Regions from separate parts of the Homo sapiens genome. Here region 2 is linked to region 1. The links are chromatin contacts, found by Hi-C in ENCODE. All regions are on one chromosome and are shown on one strand. Each heading gives the region's core, a stretch centred on a gene start or an enhancer-like site at or near the end of the contact. The rest is flanking DNA. Distances are from core to core; before and after follow the strand shown.

Region 1 (5,469 bases), core at 1,533-4,032:
AGCTGTGTAACCTTAGAAAACAATTCCATGTCTCCGAGAGCTATGAAAACAAGGCTGCCTCACAGGCTTGTGATGATGAATCAGTAGAAAATGACTATAAAGGTTTTAGCACAGTGCTTGGCATATAGTAAAGACTCATTCATCTAATATTGTTATTAATATATATAAGGAGGTTGGTCTAGAACTCTTCTCCCAGGCTGGAGTGCAGTGGAGCAATAATGGCTCACTGCAGTCTCAACCTACCCGGGCTCAGGTGATCCTCCCTGCGTAGCTGGGACTACAGATGCACGCTAGCATGCCCAGGGAATTTTTGTACTTTTTGTAGAGATAGTGTTTTGCCGTGTGGCCCAGGCTGGTCTTGAAATCCTGGCCTCAAGGGATCCGCCCACCCCGGCCTCTCAAAGTGCTGGGATTATAGGCATGGGCCACAGCACCTGGCCTTAGAACAGGGACCCCTAAAAATTCAGGGGAGGCTGGGCGCGGTGGCTCACGCCTGTAATCCCAGCACTTTGGGAGGCCGAGACGGGCGGATCACGAGGTCAGGAGATCAAGACCATCCTCGCTAACATGGTGAAACCTCGTCTCTACTAAAAATACAAAAAAATTAGCCGGGCGTGGTAGCAGGCACCTGTAGTCCCAGCTACTCGGGAGGCTGAGGCAGGAGAATGGCGTGAACCCGGGAGGTGGAGCTTGCATGAGCCAAGATCGCACCACTGCACTCCAGCCTGGGCGACAGAGCGAGACTCTGTCTCAAAAAAAAAAAAAAAAAAAAAAAATTCAGGGGATAGGCTGGGCACGGTGGCTCACGCCTGTAATCCCAGCACTTTAGGAGGCCGAAGCGGGTGGATCACCTGAGGTCAGAGGTTCCAAACCAGCTTGGCCAATGTGGCGAAACCCTGTCTCTACTAAAAATACAAAATTAGCCCTGTGTGGTGGCACATGCCCGTAATCCCAGCTACTTGGGAGGCTGAGGAAGGAGAATCGCTTGAACCTGGGAGGTGGAGGTTGCAGTGAGTTAAAATCGCACCATTGTCTGGCCTGGGCAACAAAAGCAAGACTCGTTCTAAAAAAGTAAATAAATAAATATTCAGGGGATAAATTAACTTAGATGGGAAAATATTACATCTTTGTTTTCACCAACCTCTAACTAAAATTTAGATTTCCTTCAACTACAAATGCAGAGAACAGATCACGATAGTGTTAGTGGTACCTGTGACTTTGTCCCCAATAGAAATCACAATTTTATGTCACATTACTGTTACTACAGGTATCTTTAAATATGTTTACAATTATCATTACTTTCAACTTGCCATGGTTATGAGAGTTGTTTCTATATATTGTTATTTATTACATTAATAACAAGCACTTCTATAACTATACCAGCTTCCATGTCTCACATTTTATTCTCCAGTAACACTGAACTGCTTTGTAATCCACACCCGGATATCAGCATACACACTGTTCTCAGCCCCAAGCCTCTGTTCACTAGTCTCTCTAGTCTCTCTACCTAGATTGTCCTTCTCTTCTGCCAGAGCTAACCCCTCCTCCACACCCAAGACATGCCACCCCCTATTCCCCCTACACACACCAGGCCTCCATTACCACTTAGTATTTGTACTGTTTTTGTCTGTCTGCAGCTCTGTTTCTGCAGCTAGACCATGAAGTCTTTGGGAGTTTGTCCTGTTTTGTTTACCTCTGAATCCCCACTTACACTATACCTGACACAGGACAAGCACACAGTGACTGTTGAATGAGTTCATCCAAGAAAGAGATGCCCCTTATACCCTCTTTCTGCTCCACCCAGAAAGCTACCAGCTCTGTCTGGAAGTGGGGGCCCCCCTCCGCTTTCTTAGTTTATGCAAAACGTTTTGCTGCTTGGAGTCTCTCCATCCAACGCAATATATGTCAGCAAAGCAAGGCTTCACAGAAGGGAGCCAAGGTGGCCCTGCCCAGTCAGCCTTCTCCTGAGGAGGTGTGCAATATGTCAATACAAGCTGGACTTGTATGCAAATACATACCAGCTCCTGAACTCTATCTCTGAACTATGTAGTTTTTTTATATCTCAATTATATTTACTCTTGATCAACCTGGATATAGTATGGAAAGCTGTACTGAATTATTAACAATACTGCTTGAGAGCAAGGACTACAACAAGGGAAATGTCAAGGGGACAGAATCTTGAGTTTAATGGTGCCAAATGCCAAGAAGGAAATACTTCTACCAGGGCCTCATCCCAAGGTTATGCACAAAGATAAAAGGACTCAGGCAAATATAGAAACAAAAGTCCCAGCAGTTCACAAAACACAACTTAAATAAACATTTATGGGTCTAATATATTTTGCTATAACGTTTAACATGAAATAATTATAAACAAGAGGAAAAAACATAAACACTGTAATTACAAAACAATTTAGTAGACTATAAGTCTACACAATGCAGATGAAATTTCATATTCTACTACCTCCTCTGGCTTTTACCCAAGAACATTTAAAAAAAAAAAAAGCGAAGAAGAAGAAAAAGGGAAATTAATACATCTAAAGGGTTTGCTTTTGAGAGGAGAAATAGAGACTCCTCAGCAGTCTGTTAGAACGAAAGGACCATACTCTCAGTTTTGCAGGTATGGTCAGTGACCCCCAGCACCTCTTTCACCTCTGACCTTGGGATCCTGTCAAGAGCGAGAAGTACGGCTTGTTTTTGGCTTTCCGGCTGCTACAGCATAGAGACCACAACCCCACCTCCATTTTCCCCAAGTTGCAGGGCACATATAGGACCCACAGGGCCTTGGGAATAAGAGTTACAATAGTTGGCCGCTCTTTGCTCTTAATCACAGGCCTGATGCTTGTGGTACCCGGAGGAAGTTTCAAATCTATGGAAGTCCAATCCGCAGGGACTCAGGCCAAGTGAAGCTCCACTAGAAAAAAGGGCGGCTCTGGCCCTAATTGGTGTTCCTGCCTATTAGCTGGAGCTCTCTTAGTGTAGGAGCGTGTTCCTGCCTATTAGCTTGGCCACAGAACTCTCTTAGTGTAGCAGCTCCGCCTCCTACACTTCTTCCCTGCTACTCTTGGAACCAACGCACTGTGGATTCCACCAGGAGGTACCTCTGGTGCCTCTCCGAGCTTCTGTGACGCAGGCAGAGAACGTTCAACGTCTTGGACACTAGATGGCAGTATATGCTGCTCTATTTCAAAGGCCAGACTTGTGAATGAAGGAGCCGATGCGGGGGTGGGGAGTACTGACTGAAATGTAAGTCAGTTTTACGTGAAAACTGAACGTCATGAAAAGTTTAGTTTTTTCAGACACTAATCGTTATTTAATCCTACACATTTAAAGTATTCCAAGTCTCTGAGTCCTGAGAAACCCTGGAAACCCACCACTTGCCCACCCAGAACATCCCTCCATCTTACAGAGCTGGGGCACGCCCCTCAGGCCTGTGAACATGCAATCGCTACATCTATTGAAAGGGTAACGACAGACGGAGATCAACTAAGGTGGCAGGTAAGGTTCAGAAAAGGAGAAGGACAACAAATTTGGAGAAATAGGAGAAGGTAAGTGAAGTGAGGAAAAAGAGGGGGTGCTGAAGTAAGAAATGAGGGGAAAATAAGGGAAATGGCGGGGGTAGGGGAGAGAAAAATGAGAGAAAAGAGGAAAGGGGAGAAAGGGGAAATGAGGAAATAGAGAAAAGGAGAAAAGAAATAAGGAAAGAAAGGTAAAAGAATGGAAATGGGGGAGAAAGTAGAGGAAATGGGTAAAGAAAAGAGAAAAAATAAGGGAAATAGTGGAATGAGTGGAAGCAGAAGAGCAGAGAGAAGGAAGGGGAGGACTGAGGAGAGACGGCGAAGGGGCAGAGGGAAACCGGGACAGAGACTGCCTCTGAGGGGTTCAGGGAAGAGAGGACACAGCGAGCTGGGGAAAGGAGGTGACGATATCGTTAAGTAAGCAGAAAGAGACAGAAACTGAGGAGAGTTTGAGCGTGCTTCTCTGAGTTTTGCTTACGGCATTTATTGGGTACTCCTAATGTGTGCCTGGCACTCTCTGACTCTCTGCAGAGGCAACCGCTCTCCTTGCACGCCCCCCCCCCAGAAAAAGGGGGGCTTTGGAGGGCGGCAGTTTAAGGCTACAACACTTGGGGCTCTCGAGGGCGTCGTCTCTTCTGTAGGGGGACCCATTCGAGGTGAGACTAGAGACATTTGCCCTCACGCCGAGCTCGAGCCCCGCGAGACCGGGCCACTGAGGGGGCACGGCAGCCCGGGTGGGCTGCGTGCGTATTTCTGGCGGAGGATGCGCCATGAGCGCTGAAAGAGCCTGAACCGAAGCGTCCGGCTCGCCGAGAGAGTGAGAGCCGGGCCGGCTCCCAGGAGCGCGGGCGAGGGTGCGAGCGGCAGCGTGGATGCCAGGGCACAAGGGTGCGGGCGGGGTGGGGCGAGGGGTGGAGGGACAGGATCCAGCCGCTCGGGGCCCCCGCCCGCCAGCCGGAGAAGTGGCGGAGGACCGTTCTCCGCCGTCCCCTCTAGGGTAATTTACATGCTGTCATATCCCAGTGCTGACTCCCGGGCGTGCAGACCGCTAACTAGCTCACTCGCTCTCAGCTCCTGCCACCGCTCAGCCGTCACAGCCCAGGGGAGCCCGAGAGCCTGAGAGCCTGCAAACCGGGGAGGGAGGGAGCAAAGGAGGGAGGGAGCAAGGGCGCGCCCTGGCTCTCCCTCTGCCCTGCTGCCCGCCCTTCCTGCCTCCACAGGTCCGCCCCAATCCCCGCTCACACTTGGGAAACTTGGGACTGCGCTGGGGCCGCGTGTGGCACCTCAGGGGGGCGGCCCCCGGCCTCAAGAGGAGGGGGAGGAGAAGGAGGAAGAGGAGGAAGTGAGCCCGAAGGATCCGCTCGGAGCTGTTTGTCCAGCTGTTTCTATTCGCACCCGGAGCAGTACAGCCAGAAGGGGGCCGAGCCGAAGGTGGCTGGCTTTAGGCGCTAATTTCCAACTCTTTTCCTCACAGCTTGTCTTTTCCAGGCACCCTGGAGTCCCCTCAGGCCAGCTCGGTGGGCGCGCACCTGCCAGCCGCCCCTGACCTCGCAGGCCAGGCGACCTCCGAGCCTGAGAAGATGGCCCAGTCCAAGCTCGATTGCCGCTCACCTGTCGGCCTCGACTGCTGCAACTGCTGCCTGGACCTGGCCCATCGGAGTGGGCTCCAGCGAGGCAGCAGCGGGGAGAACAACAACCCGGGCAGCCCTACAGTGAGCAACTTTCGGCAGCTGCAGGAAAAGCTGGTCTTTGAGAACCTCAATACCGACAAGCTCAACAGCATAATGCGGCAGGATTCGCTAGAGCCGGTGCTGCGGGACCCCTGCTACCTGATCAACGAGGGCATCTGCAACCGCAACATCGACCAGACCATGCTCTCCATCCTGCTCTTCTTCCACAGGTGGGTGGCTCGGCACACGGCGGCAACTCGGTCCTTGCTCCCACCAGCCTCTGC
Region 2 (5,469 bases), core at 1,266-3,765, 330 kb after region 1:
CTGCCTGAGTCCTGCCACAGGTGCCTGAAAGCCCCACCAACAGAGTCACTCCTCTGTGTCCTTTAAAAATGCAAATGTTACCTGTGAGGTGTAAGCAGTAAACCTCTATCAGCTATTAACACCTTGGCCTGGCAGGGATTCTGTCATCAAATTTGCCCGAGCAGTGAGCAAAGCCCCGCCTAAATAATCTAAGGGGGCGGGGGAGAGGACCCAGAGGAGCCCTGAGCAGCCGACGGGAGGGGCAGGAGCAGGGAAGGGGCTCTGACGTAGAAGCCATCGCCGTCACGATTTTACCACGGTCTACATTCTAACTCCGCATCTCTACTTAAAACAGTAAAACCCACTAGTCCTTGCTCCCCTCAACCTTGTTTCCCCCATCCACAATACATTATGCCTTATTTAACCTCAGGGGTGCCTTCATGACAAGCTGCTAAGGTTGAATTAGTCCTTTCACATGAAATACAAAAACAAACAAACAAAAAAACAAGCCATGAAATTGGGTAGACGCTGGCATGTTTGCTTGGGCACGGCCAAGTCTTGTTGAGGTCTCCCCGGGTAGAGCAAGATCTCTTTGCTCAGCGGAAACAGCAAAGGCTTCCCGAAAAGCCTCTCTTAGCTCCCAAGAAGCTGGCAGCTGGGTTCCCCCTGCTTCTCCTGCAGTGAGCTTCATGGGCAAGGAAGGCGAGGGAGGGGCAGGGCCTCCAAGCTGAGGGCCTCTGTGGCTGAACTGGCACACTATCCCGGGTCCTCTAGGCCCAGGTGGAGTTCGCCATTTACCCCGGTCTCCAGCTGGGAAAACTCACTTGGTGCTTCGCTCTGAGTCAGCATAGAATCCCCCACCCTCCACTTCGAGAAGGGCGCCCCCAAGGGAGCCTTGCGCTTATAGCAGTTCCTCCGAAGGCAGGAGTCCAGAGACTGCCCCGCCCTCCGTAAGAGCTGCAGGATGCTAAGACCACCCGGTGGACTCCAGGGTTTTGCACCTGGACCAAGATGCCAAGGGGAGGGGCAGGTCTAGCAGAATTCGGCGTTTGCTGTCATCTGGGGCTCTTTAGTTGCAGCTGCAAGGGTGGAGGTGCCACCTGCTTCTGGGGGAAGGTGTCAAACATTTGCCCCTGCAGTGGTTTCAGTGTGTGTGTATGGGGCTGTGGTGTGTGTGTGCAGGAAACCCAACAGCTCGAGCGTGGAGGGTATGACTACCAGAGTTGGGCACGCTTTTTGCCAGAATGGGGTTCTTAAGGGCTCTGGTGGAGGTGTCTACAGTAGCTGCGTGTGACGGGGGGTTGCTGGGTGTGTATTGGGGGGAAGCAGCAGGTACTGGATCTGCAGTAATGTGCAGTTGTCATGTAGTTTCTCAAGACCACTCTGAGAAAACACACACACACTCACATACACACACACACTCTCCAACCTCCAAAGCACTAGGCTGGGGAGTAGAGGAGTGTGTTTGTGTGTGCATGTTTTAGCAGCGCTAGGGGGAGGTGCATGTATCTGTATATGTGTTTGAGCTTTATTAGCATCTTGGTGGGAGGGGGCAAGTGTAGCTCGCGCTCTCTCTCTCTCTCTCTGTGTGTGTGTGTGTGTGTGTGTGTGTGTGTGTGTGTGTGGTCTTTGCATGGGGCTGACTGTGTGGCTGAGCGCCGGGTATGTTGTGCGGCTGTGTGTGCGTGTGTGTGCGCCTCCGTGTCCGCTTGTGAACATGGCCCCGGGAACCACGCACATGCTTCAGACAGCTGTTTCTGGCAGCCCCTGGGCTCGGGCTTCGCCGGGCACCCCGGCTAAGTGGCCACCTCCTAGCAGCCAGGCCCCGCGTCTCGCCAGCTCTCCCAACTGTGCCCACAGCCCAGGCGCGCACACAAAGGCTCCATAATGAACGCGCTGCACTCCCCTGCGCTCGACTCCTCACCCCGCACCCGCGGAGGCCAAACGAGCCCGCCAAGCCAGAGACTCGCCGGGGCAGTGGGCACGCAACGGGCCGTTACCCCGCCCGCCCAAACTCCGGGCGGCCAGACGTTCGGCGCCCCCCGCCCTGCCCCCGGCTCCCGGGGGCGCCCAAGCGCCAGTCGCCCCCCAGCCGGCCCGGGGCGGAACGCTCCCGCCGCGACCCACCCCCGGTTGGGCTGAGACAGCGGGCGCGCCCCCCTGAAGGCAGCGCGCCTCTTACCTTCCTCCCCCTCCTCTTCCTCCTCCTCTTCCTCCTCCTCCTCCTCCTCCTCCGCCTCCTCAGCGGCGCGGCAGCGGCGGCGCAGCGGCGGCGGCGGCGGCGGCGGCAGCGGGACTAGGGCACCCGTGCCCCCGAGCCCGGCATGGGCTTGGGGCTCAGTGGCGCCGGGCGGCGGGGCGGGCAGAGGTTGGCAGGGCGGCAGCAGCTGGCCCGGGACGCGGGGAGCTGGCGCGCAGGCGGCGGGCTGCGGGCAGGATGGCAGGAGCGCGCGCGGGCTCCTCGGGCGGGCTTCATGGCTGCGCCGCGGGCGGCACCATCGCCGTGGCTCGCTCGTCGCTCTCTCGCTCCAGGAGTGCGGCAGGCTGCGAGGTGACGGATGGCGGCGAGGCGGCCGGACGGCCGAGGAGGGGAGGGGAGAAGGGGCGGGGGGAGGGGGAGGGGGAGGAAAGAGGGGAGTGCAGAATGAGGGGCCTCTCCGGCGCCTCCCGACCCTCGAGTGCTGGCGTCGATTTCCCCGAATGGGAAAGCGGCTTAAAGGCGCAGTTCCTGGCTCGGGTCACTACTAAAAATAAGCAAAAAATTGACAATTGGGGAAAGAATCTCCCAAGAACAACCCAGCAACCCAGCCACCCAGCCTGGCGCTGCCTCACTTCTTGAATCTGACCGTTACGGCCGGACTCTGCCGGGAACTGCTGGCTGCCGAGAGGGCAAGCCAATTTCCAAAGTGAACCCGGGAAAGGGGGGCGGGGAGTGAACTGCGGAGAAGGGGCAGCAGGAACGCTTGCTTCGGAGACTCCGTTCCCTGGCCCCTGACCTTGCTTCTCGCCCCTTGTTTGCTCGCCTTCTGCTGGGGATGCCCTCCCTGCAGCTCCCCTCCTGGTCACCATCGCAAACATCCACACGCACCTTGAGTTTCGGCTCGGGCTCCTGCTCTCAGCGCCTCTCCCCAGCACTGGAGTGTGAGCGGCTTCGAGCCCAGGCCCAACGCCAGGAGCCCACCTCAGTAAGGGAGCGATCTGCCAGCTGGCAAAGGTCTGCTTAGAAAATGCGATTGGTTTGGTGAAAAGGGAAAAAGGTTAAGGTGTGTGTGCATGTGTGTTCACCAGCAGATGGAGGGAGGGTCCTGGCCACACACACACACCCGGAAGGAGAGCAGCTAGGCACACAGCACAGTGCCTGATGAATGATCTCAGGACGTTTTTTAGAGACATGCTGTGAATACTAAACATGCAGCAGCCGAGATTCAAGAGAAGCTCTTGGTCTCCCAGCGGGCTCCAGACCCCTTCAGAGGAGTTTTGAGGGCCAAGAAAAAAGGCCACTCTTCCTTCCCCAAAAAGGGCAGCCTCAGTGGGGACCCAGAGAGACTGGGAAGCTGGACAGTGGGTCTGGGTGGTGAAGTTAAGGCCAGGGAAGAGAGAAGCAGGAGGAAGCAGTGGAGTTGAGGAGCTCCTGGTGATGCCAAATACATGGTGAATTTCCGGGTGTCAGAAGCACCTCGGAGAGACAGTTAAACATTGGCACATTTGGGCCTTGTGAGTTCTAAGGTGAAAAGTCAGCCCTCCTCGATTTCCTCTGTGTTCCTGAACTCTAAAGGAGGCTGTTGGCACAAAGGGATCCATTCTAGTTGGAATATTTCCTCACTTTCGGTTCTTTTCAAGCACTTGGTTAAAGCTTCAGAAGAGGCCGGAGGGCTACTGAGGGGCAATTGTGGGACAAGGGCTGTTCTCCTAGGCTGCACGGAATTTCCAGGATACAGAGGAGAGCTCCGGGCACAGGGCTCCGTGGCTTCCCACAGCTGGGCTCAGCAGTGGAGTAGCTGACTAGCAGATTTGGCCATCGGTCCACTGAGCACACTTTTGCTTTCTTCCTGGCACTTCCCACCTTGAAAAAAGGATGGAAATTCCCTGCATCTGGATGGGAGTAGCCTAAGCTGGTAAACCAAGCTGATGGAATTATTAAAAGCGGATGACAAGTGAAAGTGAAGACATGCAGGGAGAGAAACACACAACATTCCCTGCAAATGCACAGGCAGAGCCCAACCTGAGAAGATGCTCTGAGGAACACAGCACACACAAAGGGACACACATGGAGTCAGTCACATGTGGGGCCACAGACACACTGAGCTAGTGCAAAAAAAAAAAAAAAAGGCTAGCCAGAAAAGTGACTCAGACTTTATTTCTAATCCTTCTGAAGGAAAGAGATGAAGAGAAACAGGGAAGAATTGGCCTCCCATCTCCAGGGACTGGAGAGGGAGCCAGGAACCAGCTGTCCAGTATGAATAATAATATTTCCAGCCAGACTGTCCCTGGCAGATTTTCTTGGGGTGGTGTCTCAGGAGGTGGGATCCCCTCCAGGGTCTCCTGAGCCTCACCTAGTTCAGTCTTTATTAATATTAATAACACAGGTCCCAACAAATTGGTTTGTATCAGTTATTACAATAAAGCTCATGGGTTAAGAACTAAAATAAATGCCTCTCACGAATCTGATTGGCCCTCCTCTGCTGCTTTCTGGGCTCACTCAAAGCACATGCTCAGGCTCCATTCAAGCTGCTTTGTGGTAAACAAAATAAAGAAGGGGTGGTGAAGCAGGAAAGAGTATTGAGAGGAACTGTGTCACTGGACAAATGCACATCTGAGGGCTCCTGGGTGACCAGTGAGGCACTGTCTGGTTTAGGATAGCGATTAGGTGCATGGCTTTCAGAATCTGCTTCTTACTAGTGATGTGATCTCAGGTAGCTCACTTAACTTCTTTAAGCCTTACCTGTGAAATGAAGACGATGGCAGAATCTACCTTATGGAGTTATTGGAAGTGTTGAATGAGATAACAGATATAAAAGGTCTCAGTAAATGTTAGCTGTCGTTCTTTCTCAAAACGAATTTGCCTCCTAGTCATCTATTTAAAGGTTCCTTTTTCTGTTCATATTCTGCCTAATTCCAGTCTGAAGTGATGCAGCATTTGCATTGTTTCTTGCTCTCGATTAAAGTGAGTTCTCAGGACTTGATGAACACTAGCTTGTTTCACTTCCAAGGAGAGAGAACTCTCACCCCAGAAAATCATGTAGCTGGGATTTTCTTGTTCTTATTTTTGTTGTTTGACAAGTTGTGTGTACTTCCCATGTCCAATAGAAATGATGGAGATGGGGTACAGAGAGAGCATGGTGAAGATTCTTCAGTGTTCTTAACCCTGTACCAAAATGCAGCAAAATAAACACTTTCATGCAAAAGGGAGACCCTGGATCCAGTTGCACTGAAATTTGGTGAGGGCCCCTGGGGCAAGAGTTCAGTCTCTTCAAATCTGAGGACAATTTG

The links. A loop is a pair of places that touch in the nucleus more often than their neighbours do. Pooled maps may share reads with other maps.
Region 2: a map of B cell shows a loop between it and region 1 (17-fold over the local background). The contact joins the promoter of FRMPD3 here to the promoter of NCBP2L in region 1. A Hi-C loop is called at or near these places in 1 of 168 maps with a recorded cell type or tissue (B cell), 5 of 37 single-sample maps with no recorded cell type and 14 of 50 pooled maps.

The regions. Positions count from the first base shown.
Region 1 is chrX:107,775,046-107,780,514 of GRCh38, reverse strand. NCBP2L (nuclear cap binding protein subunit 2 like) reads right to left here and starts at 2,782. Exons shown (of 2, transcript NM_001348372.2): 1 at 2,657-2,782. TSC22D3 (TSC22 domain family member 3) reads left to right here and starts at 4,728. Exons shown (of 3, transcript NM_198057.3): 1 at 4,728-5,415. The coding sequence starts at 5,096. RefSeq lists silencers at 4,389-4,448, 4,422-4,716 and enhancers at 4,479-4,528, 4,805-5,381, 5,382-5,469.
Region 2 is chrX:107,446,698-107,452,166 of GRCh38, reverse strand. It overlaps FRMPD3 (FERM and PDZ domain containing 3), which reads right to left and starts at 2,515. Exons shown (of 15, transcript NM_001388459.1): 1 at 2,162-2,515. RefSeq lists enhancers at 394-1,308, 3,143-3,643.